Linked DNA regions of Mus musculus: region 2 is linked to region 1. Evidence: chromatin loops called from intact Hi-C (ENCODE). Cell type or tissue: gastrocnemius. All regions are shown on one strand. Each heading gives the region's core, and the rest is flanking DNA. Links, peaks and the distances in the headings are about the cores only. Region 1 overlaps Sacs (sacsin). Region 2 has its middle 14 kb from the start of Sacs.

What was found. Peaks named below come from ENCODE experiments on the same cell type or tissue, not always from the same donor. Only the 100,000 strongest peaks of a DNase experiment are listed, where the experiment ranks them.
Region 2: it touches region 1 in a loop (4-fold over the local background); 7 of 42 quality-filtered maps call a loop at or near these places.

Annotation. Positions count from the first base shown.
Region 1 is chr14:61,175,360-61,191,532 of GRCm38, forward strand. Sacs (sacsin) reads left to right here. Exons shown (of 10, transcript NM_015788.2): 4 at 3,863-3,950; 5 at 5,586-5,671; 6 at 8,593-8,704; 7 at 14,243-14,389; 8 at 15,739-16,173. Among named protein-coding and RNA genes, the nearest start is that of Sacs, 45 kb to the left of the region's middle. In gastrocnemius, for the core only: no CTCF peak of the experiment used is centred there; no DNase peak of the experiment used is centred there.
Region 2 is chr14:61,115,909-61,132,081 of GRCm38, forward strand. No RefSeq gene overlaps it. Among named protein-coding and RNA genes, the nearest start is that of Sacs, 14 kb to the right of the region's middle. In gastrocnemius, for the core only: no CTCF peak of the experiment used is centred there; no DNase peak of the experiment used is centred there; H3K27ac peaks cover 669 bases.

The sequences.
Region 1 (16,173 bases), core at 6,959-11,958:
ACACACACCACACATACCACACACACACACACCACCACCACCAACAACAACAGCACCAACACCAACACCACAAACTACAAATAAGCAAATGAAGGGATATACAGGGCACTTTGTAAAGGACAGAATTGTGGCAGTTGGTGCCACATGGACCTAAAGGAAGGAGCGAGGAAGTAAACTAAGGCAGAAGGCTTTATAGGCATGTTTGCAAGCCTGGAACCAGACCAGGAGAGCAAGGGTTTCTTAGCAGATGACAGAGGCAGCTCATTCTGGAACAAGTGTGGCAGTCAGTTTGCTTTTAGATGTGGTTCAGCTGATGGTGAGACACAGAAGGAATTAGGAAAATGCATATAACGGAGAAGTGGGTGACCCAGATCCTGCTTGCCACCACCATGTACATGTAACTGGGGCCAAATTCATGTGTCAGAATTGCTTTCCCATTTGAAAGTCTGGTCACTGCTAAGGTCTGTGACTGTAAGGACTGAAAGTCAGCTCACAACTGCAGATGGATTCAGAAAGAGAGGTCAGGGCTAGAGATAGGTCGTGGCTGATGCTTAGCAGTTCTCCCTTTCTGTATCTGGGGAGTGTGTGGGAAGAGCATCACTGAGCTCCTGGGCCCTGTTCTATGATCTCCACACCCTGCTGAGCTTCAGCCGCTGTGCTCTGTGGCCTCTTCACCTACCACCTCATTTAATGCTCTGAAGAAACAGGGTGTCGGCATTCTCTTCTCAGGCGGACTTTCCCCTCTTTACCTCTCAGTCCCTGCTGCTTAGGACTTTCTAGATTGACATTATTAAATTCTGAATAGTTTAGTGTGAGAGGCAGATGATAATAGATAGTAGATGGAGATTTAGCTTTTCTCTTTTAATTCATCACAAGTGTGTCATGTCCCTCCCCGACCCCCCAGATTTTGACTCTTGAGCATCTCCCTGTGTCATTGATATTTTTTAAAAAAAAAAAGAGGTGTTGGGTGATCTGCTGAACAGTTATATTATCATACTGTTTAATAGAGTCACTGTTTGGTAGTAATTGAAATGCCTATCTCCGAGGTTTGTAAGGGAGAATGAGGCTGGCTGGCGAGACGAAGCTTCTAATGATTTGATACTCGTTTTCAAAACATTGAGACGGGCACTTTGAATAGAAGGTACATTGCATCTGGGGGGAATAGGTGCATTTTCTTTCCTTGGTTGCAGTATCCAGAAGAGAAGGGAAGAGAGCCTATACAAACCCCCAAATCTTGGCACACTCCATAAGAGCTAGTGCTGCTGAGGATGTCTTACAGCCAGCTTGCTTTTTAGGCATCTCACTGCCCTGTGATAGATAGCAACAGAGATTATAGTCTACCAGATTGTTAAGTGTTTGACCTCAGTTAATACACTTATTTTAGGTATTAGTTTCTTGTAGTTGATTCTCTTTAAAACCTGAAAACGTCATAGGTTTCCTTCTTTTGTATTTTCTGCCATTTTTTTCTCCCAGCACACCTTAGTGATCCCAAATTGGACTAATGAGCCCTGGTTTATGTATTACTTCCTTTGTAATTAGATGGTTAATTGACCAGTGGAATGATCACCCATGATGACGTAATGGATATCTTCTTGTTTGCATTTAATACGTATGTGTAACCTAAGTATATAACCCAGACAATGTTCCATTTACTTTTGTTGGTTATGCCTGTTATAAGGAGCTTATCTTTCTTTAGGTAATAAGCTGGGGAGCTTTTTTTCACCCAATATTTCTTTATTAGTATCCATCTAAAGTGTATATAGCTTGGCTGGTCAGTATTCATTGTTGTGTGATATTTTGCCATGCAAATATATCACAACATTTGGTTTATTTCTAAGTTGGCTTTTGTTTTGCTTGTTGTTGTCATTGTTGTTGTTTTGTTAGTGGCAGTCAGTATTCCCACCTACGTTTCTTTGAGCACTCGTGTAAGGCATGCACTAGTTTTCACAGGATAGTTCTCAGGGCCGGCAGGTGTATGATGTGACCCTGCTGTATAACCAAGGACATACAGAAAGTAAGGAGACCAAGTGGGAGCTGGTTATTAAAGCCCGGGAGCCGCGGAGCAGCTGATGCTGGGAGTGGAGAAACGCAGGTTAGGCTGGAGAGACTGGAGGGTATGCACTTGGGCTAGAAGTAGCTGCAGAGGCGCTCTGGGGAGAGATGGTCCCCTGAGGTGCCTGTAGGTGGTGACACTATTGGTTGGAGAGTTGGTCCCCTGAGGTGCCTGTAGGTGGTGACACTATTGGTTGGAGAGATGGTCCCCTGAGGTGCCTGTAGGTGGTGACACTATTGGTTGGAGAGATGGTCCCCTGAGGTGCCTGTAGGTGGTGACACTATTGGTTGGAGAGATGGTCCCCTGAGGTGCCTGTAGGTGGTGACACTATTGGTTGGAGAGATGGTCCTCTGAGGTGCCTGTAGGTGGTGACACTATTGGTTGGAGAGATGGTCCTCTGAGGTGCCTGTAGGTGGTGACACTATTGGTTGAAGTGTGAAATAAAGATGAGGGTGCTAGAGGTTTAGAAAGCTGTGAGCTCACCTTTTCCAGGTCGAGTTTTTAAAGTACCCACCTTTTTTGGGGACAGGAAGACAAACACTGAGGCATGTTTCAGGCATGTTTACAGCTTACTCCCATCCTTTTAGGGGCATATATGGTAATGATTTCCAAAGGGAATGTCTAGGAACACAATTTTATGGGATATCTCTGAAAATAAATGAAAAATGTATTGCTATTTTAGGAAAATTCCATATAGATTAATCCCAAGAAAATTGCCATGCATATTAATATGCCAAAATTTTATCCTCTGATCTGTTGCAGTTTCCTGGAGCAATGCTGCATACCAAATACACATTGGTATCTTTGATTAAAAAGATGTTTGTGTTAACATCTTTTACATATTTGAAAATGAGAATTTGGGATGATTTGGGCTGGGGGTGTAGATCAATGGCAGAATACTTGCCTAGCATGTGAAAGAGAGGGTGGGAAGAAAGGAAGGGGGTGAATTATATGATAGAAGAGAAATAGACTTGTTTATATTTGTAATTATTTAAAGAAAAATTCTAACTTAATTATTCCATAAAGATTTTAGCTAGCATTCTATTCTGCCCTCTGTAATGTTCCCATGAGGGCAACTTATTTCTTGGTAAGGATAGTTAATATTACTTGAATGAAAAACATTTGAGAAAGTTTTGAAGTGATAGTATTAATGTTATTGAGAGACCAGATTTTTGGGTTCAGACCCCCATCTTAGAAAACCTGACCTAAGTTTAAACTCAAGTAAACTAACAGGCCAGTACCTAGCTTCAGTTTCCAGGTTACCCCCCACTAAAACCTGAGCCTAGCTTAAGTTTCCAGGCTACCCCCCAACAAGACCTGCATCTCCAGGTTATGCCCCCAACAAATCCAGCATCTAACACCAGTTTCCGGTTATTCCTCAACAAATCTGCACCTCCAGGTTACAGCCCCCACCGCCCCACCCCTGCCTAAGAAGCACCAGTCAGGAGGGAAGCAGAAGTTAAGTTTATGGTTTGGCTCCCAGCACCAGCCAGTTATGCTAAAGGCCACAGTAGCACCCCAATTAGATGCTTGCCACTCTAGAAACACTCACCCCTCGCTTGCCATTGTCTATAAAACCTTGTTCCGATGAGTGTTCAGGGCTTTTCTTCACCAGAACCATCCTGTGGGTCAGCGGTGAGTTAAGCCCAAGCTGGAGCTTTTAAGTAAATACCCTGTGTGATTGCATCAGATCGGCTCCTGATGTGTGATGGCATCAGATTGGCTCCTGGTTGGTCTTCTGTGGCTCACAAACACTTCCTTGGCACTACATTATGTTGCATCTTACACATTTTCTGTTCTCTTTTTCAGATACCTGATTGGATCAAGATTGGAGACCTGACTTCTAAAACCTGTCATCTTTTTGTAAACCTTCAATCAAAAGGCTTAAAGGGGGGAGGTATAATATTGATTTTACCTGAAGTATATGCCACAATTTAGTCCATTAAAGATTTTTATTTTAATGCAGAAACAGAGGGGAGAATAGTGGCCACCAAGAACTGGGAGGAGGGTGAAATTTAGAGGTGTTGGTCCGAGAAGATGAAATTTCAGCTTTATAAAACAGATGAGATCTGGAGATCTGCTGCACAGTGGAGGGCCCAGTTCTGACCAGTGTTAGTGCTGTAATGTATACTGAAGAGCTTGCTAAGGAGAGTGGAGCATGATGTGCATGCTTGTAATCTCAGTACATAGGAGGCAGAGGCAGGAGGATCTTTTGAGGCCAGACTAGGCTACCTAGCAAGATCCTATTTCAAAACAATCAAGCAAACAAAGTTATTAAATTGTGAAGAAGGAACATCTTAAATGCTTTTCCACAAAAGGAATAAAGTCAAAACTAAAGGGAGTTGGGAGAAACATTTGGAGGTGATTGATAAGGTATGGTGGTGATGATAATGATGTTTGATAGTTTCGTGGTCGTAGATAGTGACCTCCAAGTTCATGCATTAAGTATTTGTATCTTTTTGTAGACACTTCAGTAAAGTAGCCTGGACTAAAGGCTTTATATTAAACATGAAATGAGAGCATACGACAGAATGCAGGAAGGGGCTGCCCAAGCCAGAAGGAAATGGTGGCTGTAGCTAGTTTTGTGATGAGAGAAATCTGTTGACATAGTCTTGCTCAGTCTTGGTCTCGGTGATGATTATGTCAAAATTATACAAAGTTGTACAGGTTGAGAATTCCTAATGCAGAAATCTAAAAATAGACCAAAGGCATCTAATGCCAACAACGAAAAGTTCACTGTGTGACCTCATGACAGTTTATAGTAAAAACACAGGCACACTAAAAATTTTATATAGATTACCCTCAGGCAATATATCTAAATATATATATACTAAATATACATGGATTTCTTCTTTGGCCTTGGATTACATCCATAAGATACTTTATTAATTAGTGCAAATATTCTGAATCCTAAAGAATGGGATACTCTGGTCCAGCCTATGGTGATGGTTACTTTGTCTAATCACTTTATTATTTTTTATTTATAGGCAGATCTTAAATTTTTCTTGTTCTTAAGGAATATTTTCTCCATCCTCCTCTTTACATCTTCCTGCCACCTATCTGAGGATGGCCTGGCCAGCCGGGGTGGAACAGTGCAGGCAGGACTTAGTTCTTAACCTGGTCAGTCATTGAACAGCAGAGCCATCAGAGTATCAGTTACATTTGAGAGTAATAAGAATGTGACAATAAGTGACATTATTCCTGACTTGTTTTTTGTCTCAGGAGCAATACACAGCACCAGTTATTTAATCACCTTAAAAAATAGCAGCACCTTTACCCCTCTGACCCGGTGCTTGCTGTTGAATTACCCGTTTGTGAAGGTATGCCTTGGAAAAAGCTTTAGAAACCTAATGTGTCAGCAGCTACTGTCGTGAGACTCCATACCACTGAGTTGCCTTTACTTTCCATTGAGTTGGTCCTAGGATTCTGCGGTGCCATACCCGAAACCATGCGACAGAACCAAGTCACACACAGGACGAATGCCATGAAATCCTATTTTTCTAAGTCTTGTAAAATATATCCTGCATTTTAGGTCGATTTGGTCAAACAACTCCACCACTTGTTGATTTTCTCAAGGATATTTTAAGAAGATATCCAGAAGGAGGACAGATCCTTAAGGTAGGAGATCTGATGGAGTCCTGTGGGCTTTACCTTCAGAGCGAAGCACTTAAGAGTTTGCATCTGGTCTAGACTTGATTGTATTGCCTTGCCTGCATGGCCACAGTGCATAGCTGATGGGGGTAGAAATGAGAATACAGTTGGTGTGAAGGGAGGAGGGTTTGTGAGTACAGGGCCACACTAGGCTGCTGCATACTCACTCCCTTTAAACACAGTGTCCTCTAGGAATGCTCTTGTAGAGCAGTGAGCCCTGGGCATGCACCAGCTGTCAATCAAATAACCAACCAATAGTTCAGCAGCCTAATACCAGTCCATGGAGAGGTCAGGAACATATGCTTGTTTCGTCTCTGGATTTAGAGGCTGTTTTGTGAGAGAGTTTACTTTAATAGGGTAATTATTTATTTATGTCTATGTTACATATGATCATAATATTTTTCCTCCAAGATGGAGTGGAATTCTCTTTGTGGTCCCGGTTGGCCTCAAATTCATAATGCTTCTGCTTCAGTCTCAGTGCTGGGTTATGGACATGGCTCGGGATATATTCTTTAAATATGAATATACTTATTAATAGGAAAATTTAAACATCCACAAAAAAGGCAATGAAAGAAGATTTTGTGGAAATTAGGTTTGGTGTTCAGTAAGAACCCTCCTTAGTGAGCTGGGGCAGTAGGTGAGTTATTCTGTACCCTCCTTGTTATGCTCATCTTCAGTGTTTTAGCCCTTATTTCTCTTCCAGCTTAGCAGTGTTTTTAGGTCTAGTAGCTCATGTTGTCATGCTGAGACAGGCACAAAGGCTGTGTGGCGGGGACTGGCTTAAGGGATACTGGACTAGCTTCTTCAGTGGGACTTTCAGAATGGCAGCCAGTGGCTTTCAGGATAGTGCTTGTAGAAGGCTAGTTTGAAAGCTATTTTTTTTCTATTGGTTGCTAGAGAAATGAAGGATATGATTATGGAGTTGTCGTGGGGCTGGGGAGGACCGTGTGGGATGATCCACATGGATTCAGAGTGAGGATTCAGTTGTTGGCTACAGGAGTTGGGTCAGAAGTGAGTGAGTGATGTGCCAGGACTCCTGTGGTTGGCCTCCTTTGCTCTTTTTGTGATGTTTTTATTGTAGCCAGTTCTGTAGCATCTCTAATCCTTGGGTATTTAGTGCTAGGCTCAGCGGCATTTCTCAGAATTGCCTGTAGCTTAGCCTCCACCTTCTATGGTGTTTGCTAAAGTGGGTCCAGATTTTCAGGGACTTGCTGCTTCCTGGAATCCATAGATGTGACCCCTAAGGGTTACACCTTGGAGGAGCTCGTTATATAGAGATATCTCTACTTGTTGTATGGCCTGTGATTGGGGGCTGGGGCCTGGAACTTAGTGTTTTATCTTCAGATTTCTTAAACCCTGCTTCCTATAATGCACATAAGGCATGAAGACAAACTCCTTTTATTGTTTGTAAGCTAACATAGTATTCTACCAATCATTTAGTTCTTATTGTCCACCCATCGTATTAGCATATTGTTCATTTTTTAAAGACTTCCTTGGACTGAATGCAAAGGAAAGGGATCTAAGCCATTAAAGCACCTATGAGAAATGGCAGCTGTGTGAATAGCAGCCATAGCGCCAGTGGATGTGTGGGTAGTTAGAGACGGTTCAGGTGAGTTTATTCAGGGTTAGACATATGGCTGCTGGCTGGCCCAAACACTCCATCTTCTGGGACTCAAACCCAGAGCCTCTCATATGCTAGCCGAGCCCTGTGCCCTCGAGCTATACTGAAGCACCCACAAGGCCTGTGGATGTACTTGGTGAACCTGAAAAGCCCAGACCCAGGCTGGCTGTTTAAGTCTCTTCTTCCTGAGTTCTTCGACATTTGTACTCTTCTAGAGGCTTTACCATTGGCATTGCTTTGATATCAGCTAAAGTGCTCTTTAATTTAGTGATTGCAAGGGTCCAGGGAAATAAAAAGGACTTTCCCTAAAGTCAGATGTTGATGAGTTTGATAATAGGAGGGGATATTTTGGGGGGATATGTGGACTTTTCTAGACACCCACATATCCATTTAAGGTGGTGGCCCTCAGTTTGCTTTATTCTAAGTAGGAGGCTATTCGGGAATTTACCATGTGATGATTTTTCCCCTACAGAACCTGTAGACAGGCTCTGGAGAATAAGTTAGGGGTGGCTCTCCAGAGTTCCATTCAAGTTTTGATGATTGTAGGTGTATCTCTATGGCTTGAACTTATTTCAGCCGTAGCTTGCTTCTAGTTGACAAGAATATTTTGTGTAGAAGTATTTGGGTGGTTAGGACTGAGAATTTTGTTGATATTCTTGCCCTTTCCTTTCTAGGTCACAGATGTCTAGGCACCCACCCATTCACCCATATCCAACAAGTGATCAATACTACTTTATGAATGGTTCTCAGTACTAAGATACTTTCTGCTTCAGGAGTGTCAGGCTGTCAAGAGTATTGCCTATTAAGGGTGCATGTAGACTCAAACTATTGAATATCCTTGTTTCTAGGAGATAAAAGGATTCTAAGACTCTTTTTAAAGTTTGGTAAACAATTGAGAACTAATGGTCTATTTTTGGAAGCTGTTTAAGCATAAGCTATCTCAGAATAATATGTATTGAACTTTGAATTAGAGTAGTCTCCTTTGAACAAAGGCTGTGGGTGGATATTTCGAACTTCCAGGATTTGTAGATAGAGGCTAAATGATAGCAGTTTCAAAGGCGATTTGCAGATGTGTTGCTGGGAAAGACTTCCCAACTCCCGTGTATGTAGGAGCTACTTTCAATAGGAATCTAACTAGGGCTTAACTTTACCCATGGAGAGACTGAGGTTTTCTTCTCTTTAATATACGTTTTAGATATTTTAGGTAAAACAAAGTTGAACAGTAGATTACTATATTAATGTCATTTTTGGTGTGTTTTATGGCTAGGAATTAATTCAGAATGCAGAAGATGCTGGGGCCACAGAGGTTAAATTTTTATATGATGAAACACAATATGGAACGGAGACTCTTTGGTCGAAAGATATGGCACAATATCAGGGTAAGAATAAATTGGAGTAAATTTTATCTTTTATACTAATGGTGATGTCTTTAAAATTAATTTATTTTTTACACTCCATCTTCCATCCCCCCCATCCACCCTCCAATTGCTCCATATCCTACACCTCCTTCCCCCGTCTCCACATGGATACCCCCACCCCCATACCTCACCTGACCTCTAAACTCCCTAGAGCCTCCATTCTCTTGAGGGTTAGGCATATCATTTCTGAATGAACACAGACCCAGAAGTCCTCTACTGTTATATGTGTTGGGGGCCTCATATCAGCTGGTGTATGCTGTCTGTCTGGTGGTCCAGTGTTTGAGAGATCTTGGGGATCCAGATTAATTGAGACTGCTGGTCTTCCTACAGAATCGCCCTTCTCCTCAGCTTCTTTCAGCCTCCCCTAATTCAGCAACAGGTCAGCTGCTTCTGTCCATTGGTTGGGTACAAATGGCTGCTTATGACTCTTTCAGCTTGTTGGGTCTTTCAGAGGGCAGTCATGATAGATCCCTTTTTGTGAGCGCTCCATAGCCTCAGTAATAGCGTGAGGCCTTGGATCAACTTCCCCTTGAGCTGGATCCCACTTTGGGCCTGTCGCTGGACCTTCTTTTCCTCAGGCTCCTCTCCATTTCCATCCCTGTAATTCTTTCAGACAGGAACAATTATGGGTCAGAGATTTGACTGTGGAATGGCAACCCCTTTCCTCACTTGATGCCCTGTCCACGTTGGAGGTGGGCTCTATAAGTTCCCTCTCCCTAACTGATGGTGATTTTTAATGATCTACAGCTATTTACTTAATAAACAGTGTAGTTATCGTTTGTACTTCTTGGCATGTTTAATTCAGGTGCTGAGCTTCTTCTCCTCTGCTTTTGGTGGGAAGATGTTTCTGCCAGTTGGTAGTATCCTTAGAGGAAAAAAGATTAAAATTAAATGGCTAGCAGTGTAATCACATAGCCTCCCATTCTTGTCACTCCACCTGTACTTTATATTATGAATAAGATAAAGGGCACTGCCTCTATATAAATATAATTTCTTCTGCATTTGGAGAGAAGCCCAGTCTTACGGCTGTGCTTTTGTGTCTTGTCTCCTGCTTTAGGGCTGCCCTTCTGCTGGGGGTGAGAGCATAGACTCACCAGGGGGAGGGAAGAAGGGTGGTGAGAGGGAAGTCATAAGGGAGCCGTTACCTGTAGATGCTTGCCAGCTTGCTCCCACTCTGAAGTGTGGGAAAATGTGAATGTAACTTAGCGCAGCTCTGAAATTGTCGGATGATTGTGAATACTTGCACATGGTGGACAGTAACTGAAAAAGAAGTCTTAGCTCATTTTCTTAGATATCGCCAAGAGAAGTTTAAGTGACAAGATGGTGTTTTGTGAAGGTGTCACCATTGTTATTGGATGTTTAGCACTTATTGCCATGGTTACTGTCATTCTGACATTTGTTTTAAGACCTGGCCATGGAACTTTGATCTGGAAAAAGAGATGTGTATATTGTGGTAATATCAGGAGGCTTGCACCCTGGTTCTGAGACCTGCCACCTTGCTGACTCTAGTGCCGTCCTCTAGAGACCAGCCTTTCAGTAGAGAGATGATTAGCCTGTTGTTCCTTGGCTCTAATTTTATTATTTAATGTAGCTCAGCAGTGATGCTCAGTTTGCATTCAGACTGTATCCTGGTCCTACCCAGCCCTACCCACTGCACAGCCCTACCCACTACACAGCTCCACAGGTGGTGACACACCGGGCACTCCCTCTGATCTCTGTGTTCTCCTGCTGAAAAACTAATGACAGAAAGGGAAATTGTTTTTCCCACTTACTCTTAGGAGGAAATGGGGGCCTTGGTGTGATGGGCTGTCCTTATGCCCCAGGAATTCTGTGCTCATTGCTCTGATGTGCTGTGCTGGTGAGGATATAGACCTCCTAGAAGCATTTCTTAAGGTTGTTTTTTTTTTTTGTTTTGTTTTGGTTTTGTTTTTTGCTTCCAGTCTTCATTAAAGAAAACATTGAAACAGCTGGGTATAGTGGTACATACTTTTAGTCCCAGCACTCAGGCTGGTGGATTCTGTGAGTTCAAAGCCAACATGATCTGTATAGTGAGTTCAGGGCCACCCAGACCTTCACATAGCATTTCAACATCGCACCACCACAACCACCACCACAAGATTGAAATGGTCCTCGCCTGGCTCAGGGATCACCTTACAAGAGGAGGTGGTGCTGGGTCCCCTGTAAGCCTCACAGCCAGCAGGGAGGTGGGAGGTAAAGAAAGAAGCTGGAGTCAGCACCACCTTGACAAGCTCTGGGCCTGAACTCTTGACCTCAGGGTGTACTTTCCTTACACATTTAAGCCCAGTAGAACTTTGGGAATGAAGACGTTTCCATGTGACTGTTAGCACAACAAAGCTTTAGTCACAGCTGCATAGAAACTTATAAACTGCAAAGTAGCAAAGCACCTGTAACCTTTACAGTACCCAGTGAGCTCTGTTGACTGATAAACAGTGCTCAGGGCAAGGGCCTATGGAGGAAGGATTTGTAATAAGCCCAGGACAGATTCTGTTGATGGAGAATGCACAGTACCTGGGGCCTCTTTCAGAAGGATGGGCTCTCTTTACTGAGAGACTAAGTTTAGGATTAGGGCCTAAACAATGCTCACGATACTGAGGGATTCAGGGAGGCTGGCTCCACAGCACAGCAAAAAGATCACTAGGTTGTTAGACAGCGCCTACACCAGCTTTCTGGGTGACCAGGGATCAGCCATGCTTCTTCCTTTGAAGTTTAATAAGTGTGGTTCTCCCAATTCTTTCTTAATCTGTGCCTTCTAGAGAAGTGAGAAGATTGTACTAGCCAGAGGCATACACGCATTTTCTGGACACGACAGGCATTCTTTTATAAACTGGTGGCAGCCATGAGTCCATGCACAAGCTCAAGCCTGGTAATCCGTGATAGAATGCAGAGGTAGGGAGTCCAGCCCCAGCTGAGGATCTGAGCACTCAGCTCTCCTGGTGACCCTTGGAGGGATGGCGACTGCCCCTCCCCTAGCGGTGCTCTGCTGCAGTACTGGTGACTCTGCTGGGCTTCCTAATTCCCTTCTAGAGAGCTTAAAGTTGTTTTCTAGATTATGGCAAGAATTTCACTCCTGGGCCTGTTCTGTGATATTTCCTTTTGTATCTGATATTTTTAGTGAAAAGGGAGTAGGCAGAAACATATAGTATTTGACTGATGCCATTTTATATTAGCTGTAGTTAGCTATTGGTTATTAACAAGTCATCTATTACTATTTTTGCATATTATGTAAAATTATATATTATTAATATAAAGATTAATATTATATTGACGACTTACTGTATCATATTAGAAATAGCTAACAGTTTAAGGGTTCTTCTCAATGGTGTGTACTGTGGTGAGCCTTTATTTATACCACTGTGGATTCTTAATACTCCTGTCTGGAGAGGTAAAGCTCTTATGTTGGCATAGATGAAGAAGCTGAGTCTGTGGCTGTCATTGGTAACAGTGACTCTGGTGACACCCGACCCCCTTGCTGCCTGAGTACCTTTTCACAGCTGTGTGCTTGTCCTTTTCAAAATAGTCTTTGCAGCTGGGCATGGTGGCGCACGCCTTTAATCCCAGCACTCAGGAGGCAGAGGCAGGCAGATTTCTGAGTTTGAGGCCAGCCTGGTCAGAGTGAGTTCCAAGACAGCCAGGGCTACACAGAGAAACCCTGTCTTGAAAAACCAAAGGAAAAACAATAGTCTTTGCAGCCTTGATCAATTTCATGTCCTGACTTTGTTTTAAAGATAGCTGCTGCACTGATTAAAACAACGACAACCAAAACCTGACCAGGCCAACATTCCATATTTAAAGAAGCTTATGGAGAGATGTTCTTTGGGTGTTGGGAATCTCTGTGTAGTTCATTAGCATGGAGGTTGCACAGGTCTGAGGATTGTCTCTGTGCTTTATTGTGTCTGTGTTATTCTTAAGCAACTTTCCAAAGGAAAACATTGTCATATTTTAAGTTGACATAGTTGCTTATATATAGATAATGTTAGGATTTCTGAAAACCAGTCTTGAAAGAGTGTATTTGCTCAAAATTATAAATACAATATTTGTTAAAGAAACCACTTTGGAGATAGCATTATAATTTCAAATAGTTTATTTAACTATTTACCAAATTCAGGACTATTTAAATTTACACCATCAACGCCTTCTATAGAGATTAAGTAAAGCAAAATCAAAACCATACAACCCAAATATTCACAAGGTGAACATTACTAACTTTAGTAAGTAATTGATTTCTACTATATGAAAAAATACAGTGACAAAGTTATTTAGGTTGTAGGTTTTCTTAATAGATTGTTCTATACATCTAGAGAATGATCTATGGTTGCTATACTTTCAGTTTTGAATGGATGATCTTGTACACTATACAGAAAAAAGTAAAAGAATAAATAGTAACAAATAGATGGATGGATAGATAATAGGTAGGTAGGTAGGTAGATAGATAGATAGATAGATAGATAGATAGATAGATAATAAAGCATCAGGTCACTTGCTGAAAGCAGCCAGCAGAAATTTATTGAGAAAGCCCCTTTAAGACAGCCAGCTGGAGTTTCCAATAGAGAGTCTGGGGCAGAACAGAGTCTCCCCTCAGAATGGTGTCCAAGTAAAAAAACAAATAGCAACAACTAGAGCTGACATCATCAGATTGGACACAGTATACAACAGACTGACTAGGGGAGCTGCGACAATCAGACTGGAATTTCCCATGAGCTCTCTCCCCTGGATGAGCTTCCCACAGTGGAACTGGCTTCTCTTTTGCATTGCAGAACTTTTATATCATGGGATAACCGGCAGTGATGTTGGCTAGAAACGCTTTCCCTTCTAGCTATTTGCTAGGACACAATGCTTTTACCCATGTAGTGTTTTGCTCTTCTTATCCCTCCCTGTCACAGGGTTAGGGGCCCCAGACCATCCTCACAAGAGAGGACACTGGCATGAGCACGCTTGGGTCTGACATGGAAGGGGGCAGCACTGATCCCAGAGCTAGCTCCTTGATGAGCTAAACAGCACCGATTGTTTGATCGCTCTGATGTGCACTGCACACACTTCCAAGAAATTCCACTTACAATGAGTGATTTAAATATGGGACTCAAAAAAGTTTTCACAGAGCATGGTGCACTGTGGGAATATCCTTGTTTGCTCTGGGTTTCTTGGTATTTAAGTTCTTTATTCTCTTAATTTCTTCAGGACTTTTGACAAATAATATATTTCTCTGGCTGTTAGCTTTTACCACATTTGTTTTTATTTTTATTTTGAAGACAACTGAAATAATAATGCAAAATTTAGTCACTGTACTCATGGGTCTCTATTCTCTCATCAAATCAGGGTTTTGGTTTTTTGGTTGGTTTTGTTTGTTTGTTTGTTTTGTTTTGTTTTTTGTTTTTGTTGTTTTGGTTTGTTTTGGTTTTGTATGGATGAGTCTCCTGAAACAGAACCATCCATTCTGGTGTACTCCTTGCTAACTAATTGCTTGTGCATTTCAACACCCAGGCTCAGCTCTTTATGTGTACAACAATGCGGTTTTCACCCCAGAGGACTGGCATGGCATTCAGGAAATAGCAAGAAGCAGGAAAAAAGATGATCCCCTGAAGGTTGGAAGATTTGGAATTGGGTTTAATTCTGTCTACCATATAACAGGTGCAGTATTGGATGTGGGCAAGTGGGGAGGAGAGTCAGCCAGACTATAGATAAATGTTAGTACATCTACTGTGTTTATATTAACATTGATATTTTGTTTTATATTGACTGTGTGACATATTGAAATTATATTGCTATACACAAAAATGTAGTTGTTACATGTAAGTCTTAATGTATTTATGTATTCATCTTTTGGAAGATCACCTTCTGGGCTCTGAGTGATGGTTTGTTTGTGCGTGTTGAAGCACACCTGCGGACTGCACAAATGTAAAGACTATTATGCAGGAGTGTAGAGCAGGTCAGTTGCCCCATCTGTGCAGCTCAGTATTATTTTCTCTCCTACTTGACAGTGAGCACATTGATGTGGGCCATTTGCTAGAAGGTTGTTTTGCAATCTGGAGATTTGAGAAAGCCACAAGTTATGCTTTGACAGTGTCAGCAGTCTCTCTGGCTTGATTTCAGCATGGGTGTGTGGCATTGTGTAAGGTCTAGAGACAAATAAAGCCTACATTATACTGTTGATGGATTTAGTGGACATAAGATTTGCTACTTAAGATGAGTAAGAATTTAGGTGATTGTCACAACAGTACTTGCATTTGATAAGTACACATCTTAAAGGGGTGGCAGACTTTACTAGAGTTACATTGTGCATGGAGATTAGGGGCTAAGGTCTGCATGGGAGACAAGACACACCAGAATTCCCCTGGGAAGAAGCCCTTTGAGCAGCACCATGGATAAACGATTCTTTCAGTATGAGAAATCTGACAAAGCCACTTCTGCCAGTGTTGAAATATCACTGTCTTCAGTTGAAGAACAAAAGAAGCAGTTGACATTAGTCTAGAGACCATGTGGTAAGATGTGAATCTTTAAGAACTGTAGCTGTGCACATGTGCATTCTTCCCCAGGAAAGCTCATGGCTCGCTCACTGTGGGCTCTGTACTTGCTCAGTTAGGTGGCAGTGGAGCAACCTGCATCATTGTAGCAGAAAGCTAAATCTTTAATTTGGAACATAGGTTGTAACTCTTTTCTTTCTAACTGGGCTTATGTGGCAGTGAATACTGAGTATAAATATGTAAATAGTGTTTATCTCTTACACTTAATGAGTATTTAAAGAGATAGCACAGATTTTCACAAAAACATAGAAGTTTCTATTATTGGCTCTTATTAGATTGCCTCAAACCAGAAACCATTCTCTATCACTTTCAAAGTATGAAGTTACTTGTTGAATTTTATATGTCAGGCTATTTCTTATGTAATGTTTTGATGGTAGTTATCATTTCATTATGGCTGCAATTACAGTTGTTCTTTGGTCTTTTGAGTTGGTCATACCTTGGTTTTCAATTCTACAGATGTTCCTTGTATCTTTAGTGGTGACCAGATAGGAATGCTAGATCCTCATCAAACACTGTTTGGCCCCCATGAATCTGGCCAATGTTGGAATCTCAAAGATGACATCAAAGAAATAAATGAGCTTCCGGATCAGTTTGCCCCCTTCATTGGTGTTTTTGGAAGCACCAAGGAAACCTTTACAAATGGCAGCTTCCCAGGGACATTTTTCCGTTTCCCTCTTCGCTTACAGCCTTCCCAGCTTAGCAGCAATCTCTACACTAAGCAGAAGGTTCTGGAGTTGTTTGACTCTTTCCGGGCGGATGCAGACACAGTGCTACTCTTCCTGAAGAGTGTGCAGGCGGTGTCTTTACATGTCCGAGAGGCTGATGGGACAGAAAAACTGGTATTTAGAGTGACTGCTAGTGAGAATAAGGCCCTGAAACATGAACGGCCAA
Region 2 (16,173 bases), core at 6,711-11,710, 60 kb before region 1:
CCGGCAAAGCCTCACAAGAGACAGCTATATCAGGGTCCTTTCAGCAAAATATTGCTGGCTTATGCAATGGTGTCTGCGTTTGGAGGGTGATTATGAGATGGATCCCCGGGTATGGCAGTCTCTAGATGGTCCATCCTTTCGTCTCAGCTCCAAACTTTGTCTCTGTAACTCCTTCCATGGGTGTTTTGTTCCCAATTCTAAGAAGGGGCAAAGTGTCCATGCTTTGATCTTCATTCTTCTTGAGTTTCATGTGTTTTACAAATTGTATCTTATATCTTGGGTATTCTAAGTTTCTGGGCTAATATCCACTTATCAGTGAGTACATATTGTGTGAGTTCTTTTGTGATTGAGTTACCTCACTCAGGATGATGCCCTCCAGCTCCATCCATTTGCCTAGGAATTTCATAAATTCATTCTTTTTAATTGCTGAGTAGTACTCCATTGTATAAATGTACCACATTTTCTGTATCCATTCCTCTGTTGAGGGGCATCTGGGTTCTTTCCAGCTTCTGGCTATTATAAATAAGGCTGCTATGAACATAGTGGAGCATATGTCCTTCTTACTGGTTGGGACATCTTCTGGATATATGCCCAGGAGAGGTATTGCGGGATCCTCCGGTAGTAGTATGTTCAATTTTCTGAGGAACCGCCAGACTGATTTCCAGAGTGGTTGTACAAGCTTGCAATCCCACCAACAATGGAGGAGTGTTCCTCTTTCCCCACATCCTCGCCAGCATCTGCTGTCACCTGAATTTTTGATCTTAGCCATTCTGACTGGTGTGAGATGGAATTTCAGGATTGTTTTGATTTGCATTTCTCTGATGATTAAGGATGCTGAACATTTTTTCAGGTGCTTCTCAGCCATTCGGTATTCCTCAAGTGAGAATTCTTTGTTTAGCTCTGAGCCCCATTTTTTAATGGGGTTATTTGATTTTCTGGAGTCAACCTTCTTGATTTCTTTATATATATTGGATATTAGTCCCCTATCTGATTTAGGATAGGTAAAGATCCTTTCCCAATCTGTTGGTGGCCTTTTTGTCTTATTGACGGTGTCTTTTGCCTTACAGAAGCTTTGGAATTTTATGAGGTCCCATTTGTTGATTCTCGATCTTACAGCACAAGCCATTGCTGTTGTATTCAAGAATTTTTCCCCTATGCCCATATCTTCAAGGCTTTTCCCCACTTTCTCCTCTATACGTTTCACTGTCTCTGGTTTTATGTGGAGTTCCTTGATCCACTTAGATTGGACCTTAGTACAAGAAGATAGGAATGGATCAATTCGTATTCATCTACATGGTAACCGCCAGTTGTGCCAGCACCATTTGTTGAAAATGCTGTCTTTTTTCCACTGGATGGTTTTAGCTCCCTTGTCAAAGATCAAGTGACCATAGGTGTGTGGGTTCATTTCTGGGTCTTCAATTCTATTCCATTGGTCTACTTGTCTGTCGCTATACCAGTACCATGCAGTTTTGTTTTGTTTTTTAATTTTTTTTTTTAATCACAATTGCTCTGTAATACAGCTTTAGGTCAGGCATGGCAATTCCACCAGAGGATCTTTTATCCTTGAGAAGAGTTTTTCCTATCCTACGTTTTTTGTTATTCCAGATGAATTTGCAGATTGCTCTTTCTAATTCGTTGAAGAATTGAGTTGGAATTTTGATGGGGATTGCATTGAATCTGTAGATAGCCTTTGGCAAGATAGCCATTTTTTCTATATTGATCCTGCCAATCCATGAGCATGGGAGATCTTTCCATCTTCTGAGATCTTCTTTAATTTCTTTCTTCAGAGACTTGAAGTTCTTATCATACAGATCTTTTGCTTCCTTAGTTAGAGTCACGTCAAGGTATTTTATATTATTTGTGGCTATTGAGAAGGGTGTTGTTTCCCTAATTTCTTTTTCAGCCTGTTTATCCTTTGTGTAGAGAAAGGCCATTGGCTTGTTTGAGTTAATTTTATATCTAGCTACTTCATTGAAGATGTTTATCAGGTTTAGGAGTAGAATTTTTAGGGTCACTTATATATACTATCATATCATCTGCAAAAAGTGATATTTTGACTTCTTCCTTTCCAATTTGTATCCCCTTGATCTCTTTTTGTTGTCGAATTGCTCTGGCTAGGACTTCAAGTAAAATGTTGAATAGGTAGGGAGAAAGTGGGCAGCCTTGTCTAGTCCCTGATTTTAGTGGAATTGCTTCCAGCTTCTCACCAGTTACTTTGATGTTGGCTACTGGTTTGCTGTAGAATGCTTTTATCATGTTTAGGTATTGGCCTTGAATTCCTGATCTTTCCAAGACTTTTATCATGAATGGGTGTTGGATTTTGTTAAATGCTTTCTCAGCATCTAACGAGATGATCATGTGGTTTTTGTCTTTGAGTTTGTTTATATACTGGATTACGTTGATGGATTTCCGTATATTGAACCATCCCTGCATCCCTGGGATGAAACCTACTTGGTCAGGATGGATGATTATTTTGATGTGTTCTTGGATTCAGTTAGCAAGAATTTTATTGAATATTTTTGCATCGATATTCATAAGGGAAATTGGTCTGAAGTTCTCTATCTTTGTTGGGTCTTTCTGTGGTTTAGGTATCAGAGTAATTGTGGCTTCATAGAATGAATTGGGTAGAATACCTTCTGCTCCTATTTTGTGGAATAGTTTGTGAAGAACTGGAATTAGATCTTCTTTGAAGGTCTGATAGAACTCTGCACTAAACCCATCTGGTCCTGGGCTTTTTTTTTTGGTTGGGAAACTATTAATGACTGCTTCTATTTCTTTAGGGGATATAGGACTGTTTAGATAATTAACCTGATCCTGATTTAACTTTGGTACCTGGTATCTGTCTAGAAATTTGTCTATTTCATCCAGGTTTTCCAGTTTTGTTGAATATAGCCTTTTGTAGAAGGATCTGATAGTGTTTTGGATTTCTTCAGGATCTGTTGTTATGTCTCCCTTTTCATTTCTGATTTTGTTAACTAGGATGCTATCCCTGTGCCCTCTAGTGAGTCTGGCTAAGGGTTTATCTATCTTGTTGATTTTCTCAAAGAACCAGCTCCTCGTTTGGTTGATTCTTTGAATAGTTCTTGTTTCCACTTGGTTGATTTCGCCCCTGAGTTTGATTGTTTCCTGCTGTCTACTCCTCTTGGGTGAATTTGCTTCCTTTTGTTCTAGAGCTTTTAGGTGTGTTGTCAAGCTGCTAGTGTGTGCTCTCTCTAGTTTCTTTTTGGGGGCACTCAGAGCTATGAGTTTTCCTCTTAGAAATGCTTTCATTGTGTCCCATAAGTTTGGGTATGTTGTGACTTCATTTTCATTAAACTCTAAAAAGTCTTTAATTTCTTTCTTTATTCCTTCCTTGACCAAGGTATCATTGAGAAGAGTGTTGTTGTTTCCACGTGAATGTTGGCTTATTATTTATGTTGTTACTGAAGATCAGCCTTAGTCCATGGTGGTCTGATAGGATGCATGGGACAATTTCAATATTTTTGTATCTGTTGAGGCCTGTTTTGTGACCAATTATATGATCAGTTTTGGAGAAGGTACCATGAGGTGCTGAGAAGAAGGTATATCCTTTTGTTTTAGGATAAAATGTTCTGTAGATATCTGTCAGGTCCATTTGTTTCATAACTTCTGTTAGTTTCACTGTGTCCCTGTTTAGTTTCTGTTTCCACGATCTGTCCATTGATGAAAGTGGTGTGTTGAAGTCTCCCACTATTATTGTGTGAGGTGCAACGTGTGCTTTGAGCTTTACTAAAGTGTCTTTAATGAATGTGGCTGCCCTTGCATTTGGAGTGTAGATATTCAGAATTGAGAGTTCCTCTTGGAGGATTTTACCTTTGATGAGTATGAAGTGTCCCTCCTTGTCTTTTTTGATAACTTTGGGTTGGAAGTCGATTTTATTAGATATTAGCATGGCTACTCCAGCTTGTTTCTTCAGACCATTTGCTTGGAAAATTGTTTTCTAGCCTTTCATTCTGAGGTAGTGTCTGTCTTTTTCCCTGAGATGGGTTTCCTGTAAGCAGCAAAATGATGGATCCTGTTTGTGTAGCCAGTCTGTTAGTCTATGTCTTTTTATTGGAGAATTGAGTCCATTGATATTAAGAGATATTAAGGAAAAGTAATTGTTGCTTCCTATTATTTTTGTTGTTAAAGTTGGCATTCTGTTCTTGTGGCTGTCTTCTTTTTGGTTTGTCGAGGGATTACTTTCTTGCTTTTTCTAGGACATGGTTTCCGTCCTTGTATTGTTTTTTTTTTTCTGTTATTATCCTTTGAAGGGCTGGATTCGTGGAAAGATAATGTGTGAATTTGGTTTTGTTGTGGAGTACTTTGGTTTCTCCATCTATGGTAATTGAAAGCTTGGCTGGGTATAGTAGCCTGGGCTGGCATTTGTGTTCTCTTAGTGTCTGTATAACATCTGTCCAGGATCTTCTGGCTTTCATAGTATTTGGTGAAAAGTCTGGTGTAATTCTGATAGGACTGCCTTTATATGTTACTTGACCCTTTTCCCTTACTGCTTTTAATATTCTGTCTTTATTTAGTGCATTTGTTGTTTTGATTATTATGTGTCAGGAGGAATTTCTTTTCTGGTTCAGTTTATTTGGAGTTCTGTAGGCTTCTTGTATGTTCACGGGCATCTCTTTAAGTTTGGGAAGTTTTCTTCTATAATTTTGTTGAAGATATTTGCTGGCCCTTTAAGTTGAAAATCTTCATTCTCATCTACTCCTATTATCTGTAGGTTTGGTCTTCTCATTGTGTCCTGGATTTCCTGGATGTTTTGAGTTAGGATCTTTTTGCATTTTGCATTTTCTTTGATTGTTGTGCTGATGTTCTCTATGGAATCTTCTGTACCTGAGATTCTCTCTTCCATCTCTTGTATTCTGTTGCTGATGCTCACATCTATGGTTCCAGATTTCTTTCCTAGGGCTTCTATCTCCAGCGTTGCCTCACTTTGGGTTTTCTTTATTGTGTCTACTTCCCTTTTTAGGTCTAGTATAGTTTTGTTCATTTCCATCACCTGTTTGGATGTGTTTTCCTGTTTTTCTTTAAGGACTTCTACCTGTTTGGTTGTGTTTTCCTGTTTTTCTTTAAGGATTTGTAACTCTTTAGCAGTGCTCTCCTGTATTTCTTTAAGTGAATTATTAAAGTCCTTCTTGATGTCCTCTACCATCATCATGAGATATGCTTTTAAATCTGGGTCTAGCTTTTTGGGTGTGTTGGGGTGCCCAGGACTGGGTAAGTTGGGAGTGCTGCGTTCTGATGATGGTGAGTGGTCTTGGTTTCTGTTACTAAGATTCTTGCATTTGCCTTTTGCCGTCTGGTAATCTCTGGAGTTAGTTGTTATAGTTGTCTCTGGTTAGAGCTTGTTCCTCTCGTGATTCTGTTAGCCTCTATCAGCAGACCTGGGAGACTAGTTCTCTCCTCTGAGTTTCAGTGGTCAGAGCACTCTGCTGGCAAGCTCTCTTCTTACAGGGAAGGTGCACAGATATCTGGCGTTCGGACCTGCCTCCTGGCAGAAGATGAAGGCCCAAAACAGGGCCTGTCTCAGAAGCTGTGTCACTTCAGCCTGTCCCAGAAGCTGTTAGCTTCTGTAGTCCACACTCTCACCTGCGCAGACTAGTCTCAGAGGGATTTGGGAACCAAGATGGTGCCCCCAGGTGCTCAGGCAAAGTCCTCCTGGGTGGGGCGGACACCTCTCCTCTGGCAGGGAAGGTACCCGGATGTCTGGAGCCCAAAACGGGGTCTGCCTCAGAAGCTGTTCTCTAGGGACCTTGGGGGTGTCTGCCGACTCTGCTCCCAAGGTGACCCGGTGCTGGTGCCGACTGGAAAGGATTTGTGACACTGGTCAGGCCAGCTTTTCTGTTTCCGTGATGCTGTCTCAGGTCCTGCGTGATTGGATTGGAACAGAAGTTGTGTTCCACTCACTGGCAGTCCAAAGATCATGGGGAGAGTCCTCTAGGGGACCTTGGGGATGTCTGCTGACTCCACATCCAAGGTGACCCGGTGCTGGTGCTGCTCCCCCCTTTTCTTTCCAGGAGTTTGCATGAGTCTTTGTTTTTGATCTATCATTGTACAGACCAGATGATGTCTTATAAGGTCTGCTTTCTGTTGCTATAAGAACATCCCTGAGACTTGGTAATCAGGGCTTATCTGATTCTGTGTCTGAAGGCTAGGAAGTTCAAGAGCTCAGCAAGCCTGTTCTCGGCATCAAATGAGAACCTGGTGCTACATTGTGACTTGATGAATGAGTCTTCCAGGGAAGGCAATGTCTCATCAACCATCAATCGGGACACTGAGCATACAGCCAGCCTACATCCTCTGCCCTAATACGGCTGGTAAGCCTGCATGCAAGACATGTATTTCGAGGTATATCCATACCCACCTTTGGCCACACCACCCCTGCCACTTCAGTGAGCACCACCAGAGAAGTCTCTCACTGGGAACTTCTTTGACATCCACCCAAGACTTCACTGGGATCCACCCACAGCCTTGTGACTTTCCTGTGGAGCAGAATTCAAGATCCCAGCGCCTGGACAGACACTATGGGCTCAAATGTATCCCACTCAACAGAAATAGCTGGTGTCTTGTCACACTTCTCTGACTTCAGGAGTCAGCACAGCGGCCATGAAGCGAGGCCATTTTGCACAGTCGGTTAACTGGGCCTGGGAGACTGGGAATTTTCAGCCAGGTGCTACCAACATGCCACTACCACACAGACAATTCAGTCATTTTTTTTTCCATACTTGACTCAAGGGTAACAGGTGGGGATCAGACATGGGGCACCTCTTGGATGTACAATCTGGGAGAGGCAGGCATGGTCTGTGGAGAGGCCACATCCTTTGTACGGGTGGAGCCCCTATTCCCATGCAGTACACATTGGCAACCCAGGGTCCCAGCACGCATGCTCAGCTGACAGGGCGGTCATGTTCTTGGCCATGTTATGCACTTGCATCTCTCATGTATTTGACAAGCTCTGGCTTGGGCTTGACTTAAGGGATGAGGATGTTAAGAGACCCTCAAGCAAGAGCGGAGGTTCGGACACCTACAAGGAAGAAGTAGGAGAAGCATGACAAGACAGCACTAAGATACCAGCTATTTCTGTTGAGTGGGGTACATTTTAGCCCATAGTGTCTGTCTAGGAGTTGGTATCTTAAATTCTGCTCCACAGGAAAGTCATGAGGCTGTGGACAGACTCCAGTGAAGTCTTGCGTAGATGTCGAAGAAGTTCTCTTAGGTGAACATAGGATCTTGTTGGTTGATTCTGCTCTAAATTTTGATAATAACAGTTTAAGACTCAATTTTACCTAATTACTGGCCATTTATTTCTCTTCCCACTGTTAAGATTTTCAGCCTTTTTAAAATTTTTGAATTAATATTAATTTTTATTTATATGAGTACACTGTAGCTGTCTTCAGACACACCAGAAGAGGGCATCAGATCTCATTACAGATGGTTGTGAGCTACCATGTGGTTGCTGGGAGTTGAACTCAGGACCTCTGGAAAAGCAGTCAGTGCTCTTAACTGCTGAGTCATCTCTCCAGGTCCTTCTGTCTCTCTTTCTACTACTATTTTATTCTTATAGACTTGTAATTTTTATAAGTAATAATTTATTTACTACATGTCACAAATACTGTCTCGGAATGCTTCTTACACTTTAAGGTCGTGTGCACATGACGTCGTCAGTCAGAGTGTCTCTAGTATACTGTTCTCCACACGTACTCTTCTGGTGCATTGTATTATATTGTATTTTACTTCATCATATTTTATATACTTTTCTATTTATAGTTTGAATTTAATTTTCTTTTTTTTTTTTTTTATAGTTGTTTCTTTTTTTTTTTTTTTTTTTTTTTTTTTTTTAAGATTTATTTATTTATTATATGTAAGTACACTGTAGCTGCCCTCAGACACTCCAGAAGAGGGAGTCAGATCTCGTTACGGATGGTTGTAAGCCACCATGTGGTTGCTGGGATTTGAACTCCTGACCTTCGGAAGAGCAGTCGGGTGCTCTTACCTACTGAGCCATCTCACCAGCCCCGAATTTAATTTTCTATCCCTCTCTTTATCCACTCTTGTTTGACAATGCAAGTTAAAGTACTTTGCATTTTGTTTTTTCTGTGATTTCTGGGTTTCACATTATGAGATAGCTCAATGGGTTAAGGTGTTTGACACCAAGCCTGATACCCTGCGTTGGATCCCAGGAAGCCACTGGGCACGTGAAGAGAACTGATTGAAAAGTTGTCCTCTTATCTCTCCATGGGTACTGTGGCACAAATGTACACCTCTTAAATGAATGAATGAATGAATGAATGAATGTAGAAAAATAGAAAAGCAATGAATAATTTCATCTATTCAAAGCTCACACTCAAAGAATATGAATATTTTCAACTATTTAGTACAATTATTTTAAAGGATATAAAAGCATTGTGTGCAGGGCGTCACACTGAATTAAAAGATGATATACTGCTCTCCATGTGATATAAAATAATCCATGTAAGTGCCTGAAACTATGGCTTTTCAGTAATTAATCACATGCTGGAAAGTTCCTTGCAGAATGCACCCAACTTTGGAATCTGAAAAAAAAAAAATGACCTGTGCCCAGATTTCCCGACACACACTCATTTAAATGGCCATTCATTAAACTAGCTGAAGTATTCAAACTTACTCCCCGCCAGAATCAGAGGGCATGAGAGGAGGTGGCTACAGAGTGACTCCTTTTGTGTTACTGTACACATAGCTTTCATACGACTGTTGAAGGTTTTCTGAAAGACAGCTTTAAATCTCTGTTCAAGTTGGATCTTGGTACCAGTCTAGACTCAAGGCAACCTCGTGAGATGTCGCCTTCCCACCCTGATGTGTCAAACACATGCTCTCTTCACCAGGCACCTTCGGCTGCTTTTGAACAAGATTGCTTTCCTGAGTGTTGGGTCCAAAGCTGTCCCCAAAATCGCAACGCTTGTGCCAATGTCCTAAGTAGAAGGACTTTGGCCAGGCAAACAGAAAGATTGTTATTGGGTAACCGAGGCCTGAAGACTGAGTTCTGTTTACCAGGAGCCTCCCTCAAAACACCAGGAACCTCTCTTGATCCGCCATAAAGGTCAACTACCTAGGGAAAGGTCACCTAGTTCTGGGTCAACCTAAACACCCCTTATCCTGCTGACTGTCCTATAAAGCCTGCTTGCTTTCCTGCCATTTCATCTTCTCTTTGTCCCTAACCTCCAGACAGCCTTTGCATTTGACCCTCCCAGTATACCTTCCTTTCTACCCATGGAGTGGTCCCGTTTGGTAGTTTTACTGTGCCCCCACATTGTTAAGCACAGGCAGGTTCTGATGGCAAGAGAGCCTGGCACTCTGCTTTTAGATTCTCATTGCCATCGGAAGGGTAGGCATTGTTGCAATCGTTGGTTTGTAGGTGAGGAAACAGAATTACAGGGCTTAAGGTGGGTCTGGTGAGCAACTCTGCAGCAGAGCACGTGTCTGGCCTGAATTCCATTCCCAGCAAAGCACACACTAGCGCATACACACGTGCACGAGCATGCACACCCTGTCCAGGGTTCCCCAGCTGGGCAGGCACCCTGGGGCTGACCATCTTGGTCTGCACTCTTTCTTGCTCTATCACAGCTCCTCAGGACCTGCCTTGCCAGTATTTTGCAGTGTTACAAGTCCCATAGTTGAGACTAGTTCTAAATTTAGAATCAAAAGGACAAGAGTGGTTTCCAAAATTGGAGATGAGTTTTCTATCCAGCTAAATTCTTGAATTGTCTTTCAAGGAGCTGGCCCTTCTGCTCCGAGGATGCCCTGCACTGACTTTCCATGGCCCCAGCTGGCTTGAAGAGAAGACCTTGGGATAAGTAATGACCTTGACATGCAGAATAAAATAACAAGAGGTCAAAGAAGAATTCACTTCATAGGCACCAAGCACAGCCTGGCCAGTTATGGCGAGGATCTCCAAGCAGGATCCAGCAAGCTCACACAACACAGGGCAAGGATATCAATCAATCTCATTCTATTCCCAAGGAGAGGGAGAGACACAGCTACAGGCTGATCTGGGAGTTTTACAAACTTTAGATGACTTTGAAAGTTGGGGTTTTTGTTTTGTTTTTCTTTTTGTTTTTTAATCACATTTCACCACATGAGAAATACAGCTCAGAGATTTAAAGCCAGTGGGCCTCAGGCATAAAGGACCGATGCTGGAGACAGTCACACCCAGCTATCTCCAAATCCTCTGCTCCCTGTATGCCACACCAACTGATTTTTGGTGATCGTGATACTCCACTAACATTTGAGAAATGTATTTTTCAGATCTGCTATAATTGTCTATGATTTAGTCTGCTAACTAAAAACATGAATTTTAAAAAAGGCACAAGGGGCCACCAAGGCGGCTCAGGGGGTAAAGGAGCTTGCTGCTCAAGTCCGAGTTCAGTGTGGAGGAAAGGTGGAAGGAGAGAGCCCACTCCACAAAGTTGTTCCATGGCCTCCACAGGCGCACTGTGGCACAGCCCCACCCGCAGCATAGCATACACAGGCGCATCGATAGTAAAATGTACAGACAACACGGAAGCAGTGACACTTGTTACCTCGGACTCATGCAACATCTGCTGCTTTCCCGTTCATGGGAAAAGTTCACCCAAACTAAAATTGTAGTTACAGAAAGGAACCCCTTACGCAAGTTTATAAACTTTCTGATGTTTTTCATTTTTAGATTGCACTTTCCCCAAAAGTTACGAAAAATATAAGGAAATGTACAGAGCTTGGGGTAAGACGATTTCCATTAAACTTGTTCTGGGATTTATGATGTATGCTCACTATCATTGAAATAAACGGTTGTAATGATGCAACAAAATGGGGTGGTTTTTGCCTAACGGAGATGGATGTGTCAAAGGACACATTATATCTACCAGGCTGAGACACTGCCGAAAGGAAGATGCCCACAACAGTTCCTATTACTCATACCTATTATACCTAATGATCTGGCAGAAGGACTGATTCCATATCAGCTGTTGCCTCTGATACTATATCTAGGCAGTTACAGAATTCTGCCAAAGCCCCGCCTACTCAGTAGCTTAAAAGGGAATTGAGTAGGTTCAGTATTAATAGCTAATCTTTACCCACCCTCAGGGTGGGTCTTCCCTGCTCAGTGACAAGCTTTTGGAAACTCCCTCAGAGAGACACTGAATGGTGTGTTTCTGAAGCCTGTCAGTTAGGATAAAATAAGGACATGCAAAATTCTAGAAATACGATTTCAGAAATAACAAGCCCAACAACCGTCTCAATATTGGTGCTGAAAAATAAATTGTATGTTTGGTGCTTTAAGTAAAGGTTGTAATGGAGATAGATGCCTTGCCACAGACCCTTGTGTCTGCAGAGGCTCAAAGTCTCTCCTATAAAATGGCTGAAGCTGCAAAATAGTTTGGCCATTTTCAAGGTAAATTTTCACCCTGTGAAGGGACCACTCAGAGATACACAGGTTCCTGGGCTGAGAAGCTCCACACATCCAGATTAATTGCTCTCTGACCCCAGACAACAGGCTCATCCCTAAGAAGATAGAGTTTCCACCTCCCATGGAAAGGGATATCTGTGCAGCCCACATTCCTGCTTTGACTTGGCCTAGCCCCCTAAGGAATCCCTGTGCTCGCTCAGGGATATCTGCAGCTGCCAGTTGTTACACAACCTGACTGAGCTTGTGTCTGATCATCTGATCAGTTAGAGAGCAGACACAGCCGGGCGTGGTGGTGCACGCCTTTAATCCCAGCACTCGGGAGGCAGAGGCAGAGGCAGGCAGATTTCTGAGTTCGAGGCCAGCCTGGTCTACAGAGTGAGTTCCAGGACAGCCAGGGCTATACAGAGAAACCCTGTCTCAAAACAAAAACAAAAAACAAAAACAAACAAACAAAAAGAACAGACACTGTGCAGGCGGCACAGAGACTCCTCACACCAGAACTTCAGCGGCTTGTGTTTTCTGCTAGTTGCTTCAGGTGACCCCTGGGGAGACACTGGAGTCAACTGAACACCTCTCTTCTCAGTCCTGTTGTGGTGGCTAATCTTTATTATTATCTTGACGGAGAACTGAATTGTGCTGCAAACTCCTATTGCTGTGACAGAGCCACCTCAGCCTCTCGCTTCCTGCCATATTGGACTCTGAAATCACACACTGAGATTCATCACTTTTCCTTTAAGTTGCCTCTGTCAGGTATTTTATCAGTCATGAGAAAAGCCAATACACTGTAAGTGTCTGTTGCGCTGTCTTGCTTGAGGAGTATGGATAAGAAGAAAGGAACCGTGTATATGTTCTCTGTGTAATGTTCACTGTGGATACAATCATTGTGTCCGTGTTCACTGTGTATCTGTCCGTGCACACCACCTACATGTTTATTGTGACATGTTCAGAATAGACTGACTCCCCCCCCCCACCCTCCCCCTGTATATATTTCTGGTCCGTTCTGAAGTTGATTGACTTCACTAATGTGGAACCCACAGATATAGAGGGTCAATGACAGGTACACTGTTTAAAGGTATAACATTACAAAACAAAACAAAACTAGCACACTCATAAACCTCATGGGCAGTTAAAAACCATGGTGGCCAGTAATTCACACCAGCTTGTCAAAGTTTTACTCAAATGACACACATATAAGATGATTTGTGACTTGTATCATATGTTCATTTGATGCATAGCGTATTTTAAGCACACAAGGAGGTTTTATCAAACTATATTGCTTTCACGAACAGCTGCGTTTTTCCATTTACAAGGCAGAATTGTTTGTCATTTAATTGTGAATGTTTTCTCAGCAGAGAGCTGAGATTCAGTAGCGTCCTACTATTCATTTTCTAAAATAGTAAGATTTATAAATTGAATTACAAAGTAAAGGAAAAATTAGATTTTAGATCGTGTAGCAAGTGAAGTGAATACTGATTTTGAAAGCAGAAATAATATTTGAGGGATATTCTTGTGTGTGTGAAAACCACTCCTGGGGATATTTAACAGTCTTCCATTGTCGCCTGCCTTTCTACACCTCGTCCCTAGCACTTGGTACATATGTGCAGTTGTGTAGAGGCCACAGCTATTATATAAATGCATGAGATCTCCTTTCTCATGAGGCTGGTCTTCCCTGGAGCAGGAATGAGTCTTATGTCTCTTGGCACCAAGGGGGCTCAGGACATTTGCTTCAGTAGTCCTTAGAGTTGAAGAGGGAAGGAGTGTCCTCTGACGGACTGGGGCAGGTGTACAAGGGAGGCTGAGGCTGAAATGGCTGGCCTGGCTTCTCAATGGCTTCTCTTTCAGGCTTTCTGCAGCTGCCGTGTCCTAGCTCTGGGTCTGTGTAATCCTAAGTGTGGCATCTCCACATTCCAGACAATCACTCGCCATGAGGTTATTCCAACATTTGCCTGGGTGCCATTGGGAGAGAGATTCGCTGAAGTCTGTCACTGCATGGCCTGATGCAGCTGTTCTGGGCCACCAAAAGCTACCATCTCAGCGAAACAACAATTGTCTCCTTCACCGTTGCAGAGGGAGTGCCTTGTACACTTCCTGCCTTGATAACTTATTACTGTAAGTGGAATAATTTGCAGAGAACAACGATTTATTTGGATGATGGGTCAATGTGGGGGGTACTTGAGAGAAGGCTGCCGTGTCCTTCCTTGTAGGGACTCTCTGCAGAATTCTATAGTGACACAAGATATGACAGAGAGAGACAGAGCATGTAAGAGCCCTTTCTCCCTCTTATCAGAAAGACATGGTCCCACTGGGTTAGAGGCCCAACGTTATGGACTTACCTAACCTTTTCTCTGCTAAAGGTTCCAAACAGAATGGTTGAGGTAATTTCCTACTTTCTTAACACTAACAGCAGAAATTAATTTTCTAGTAACGTTTTGATGAGGACATTTAAACTACAGCAGGAAGTAAGATCAAGTGTGTGAATATTTGGGTATAAATAACTTATTTTTTATTCAGCATGCTTATGTTTTAATTTTGAGGATACTTTATTAGTTTCTGTAAACTCTGGATTGAAAACATTAAGTACTACATACTTAATACTATGTGTTACCTTTATACAAATGAAAAAAAATAAATTTAAAGTTTCAAGGCCAATATGGCTATAAATTTCTACATAATGCTAACTCAACATGGTAATGTTTTGCCAAGTTTATATATATATATATATATATATATATATGTGTGTGTGTGTGTGTGTGTGTGTGTATGCATAATTTGAAAAATATATAATTGAAATATATATAATTTGAAATATATAATTTAAAAATATATAATTTGAAATATATGTACATATCAGTAGTATGTTATATATGATATAATCAAATATATGTTATATATGAGGGGAGAGAGAGGAGGGACAGGGAGAGGGAAATGGTTTTTCAAGCCTCAGTTTACTAATCTGTGGGGTCATTTGTCTTCTCCCTTATACTAGTTTGAGGTGACCACTTTCCAGCACAGAGCCCTTGCAAATCGATATAGCTGGTACTGGTGTCTACAGCTTACAGTCTGGGTGCATCTATGTTCTAGCTACTTTTCTAAATGCTTTCTAGTTGTTGGCTAACTTTAATGCTTGTAGGGAGTTAAATGTTTTGTAGTGTGTGTGTGTGTGTGTGTGTGTGTGTGTGTGTTTTAAGATGAAGAATCAGGACCTATTGAGTGAAAGTCATGTGTCAAGTTCACAAGGCAGAGATTAAGAGATGTGCTCAAACGCAGGCAGCTGGAATCCCAGGCAGCTGGCGCTAGCACCGATGCTTAACTGAAGTCTGTACAACCTGCATTCTGTGCTCCAGCACTTCACAACCATGATAAGCTTGGTGATGTGATCTCTTCCCTCCAGAGGGACATTAGGCAGGAGGGAATCTAATTATGAAGGCCATCTGCAGCTATCTGTTTTGAGGCCTTTTGGATATTTGAATGTCAGTAAGTTGACATCCTTTAGCAGCATGGCCAGTGATATCCTTTGCAAATGACATTGTCAATCATCAATGTTTCTCTTTACAAAAGGCACGTTTGGTGGCCAGGAATAACCCTTCACAAATTTAGACATGCTGTGCCTCCCATGTCAGGCAAGACTAGAGAACCGTTTTGAAGTAAGATGAGTGTTATGATCAGATAGATACCTGACGAGGAGTGGGTTAATGGAAGAGACATTTGTTTTGGCTCACGGTTGGAGGTGATAAAGTCTGTGATGGCGAGGAAGGCATGGACATTGAAGTGGATCTTAGGTGTTGCAGCAAGAGTGTGCGCCTGCTTGCCTCACATCCAGACAGATCAGGGAGCAGACAGACAGACAGACACATGTGGATGTCCACCTGGCTTTCTCCTTCTGTTGTTTTTATTACTCAGATACCCTAGGCAACGAGATGCTGCAGTCCATGTCCAGGGTAACTCTCCCCCTAATTTAATACTCTCTAAAAAAAAGCCCCAAAGCTTTGCTTCACCTAATCCAAGCAAGTTGACAATCAAAATTAGCTATCACAGACCCCTCTCACATTAAGCTGAGAGAGGAAAGGGAATAAGACACACTGGACAAGACAAGAAATGGGAGCAGCAAGTGTGCCCTTAGTGAGCTCTGTGTTCATATCCCCCAAGTCCTTCCTAGGCAGCTGATCACTTGCTGTCACCGTCGAGCCTTTACTTCTGACTTCTGACTTAGAACGCTTCCATAACTTTCCCCCCTCTGCGTCATCTTCAGATCTCCCTTCTCTCAGCAGTGTCAAATCCCAAACTCGATCACTTTATCCTTTCTTTTCCTAATTTCAGTCCAACATCCTTAAATTATTGTTTTAATCTATAGGACCTAGAACCTGCAGAAAGGGACACTGTATTCTATGGTGACACTTCCACCGTATCAGGAGCAGGGATAACCTTGTAGTCCTTCAGTGCAGGGCAGAGGGACGCCTTGGCTATGATCCGTCACTAAGACTGAAAGGTGGTATGTCATGACCAAGGTGGTTCCATGAAATGCTATTGAATTTGGAGGCCTTCTTGAGTTGGGATAATGACTTTTGGTTAGTGAGTGTGTGATAGGTTAGGACAGACCTGGGGAGAAGGGAAGAGGCAGAGATGGGTACAGAGGAAGGGCCTTGGCCCTGCCTGAGTCCACGGTGGTCCTGGTTTCTGACATTCCATGTGGATTTACAGCTGACCAATGTCTTCTATTTCACCTCATAATCATCACTGCAACT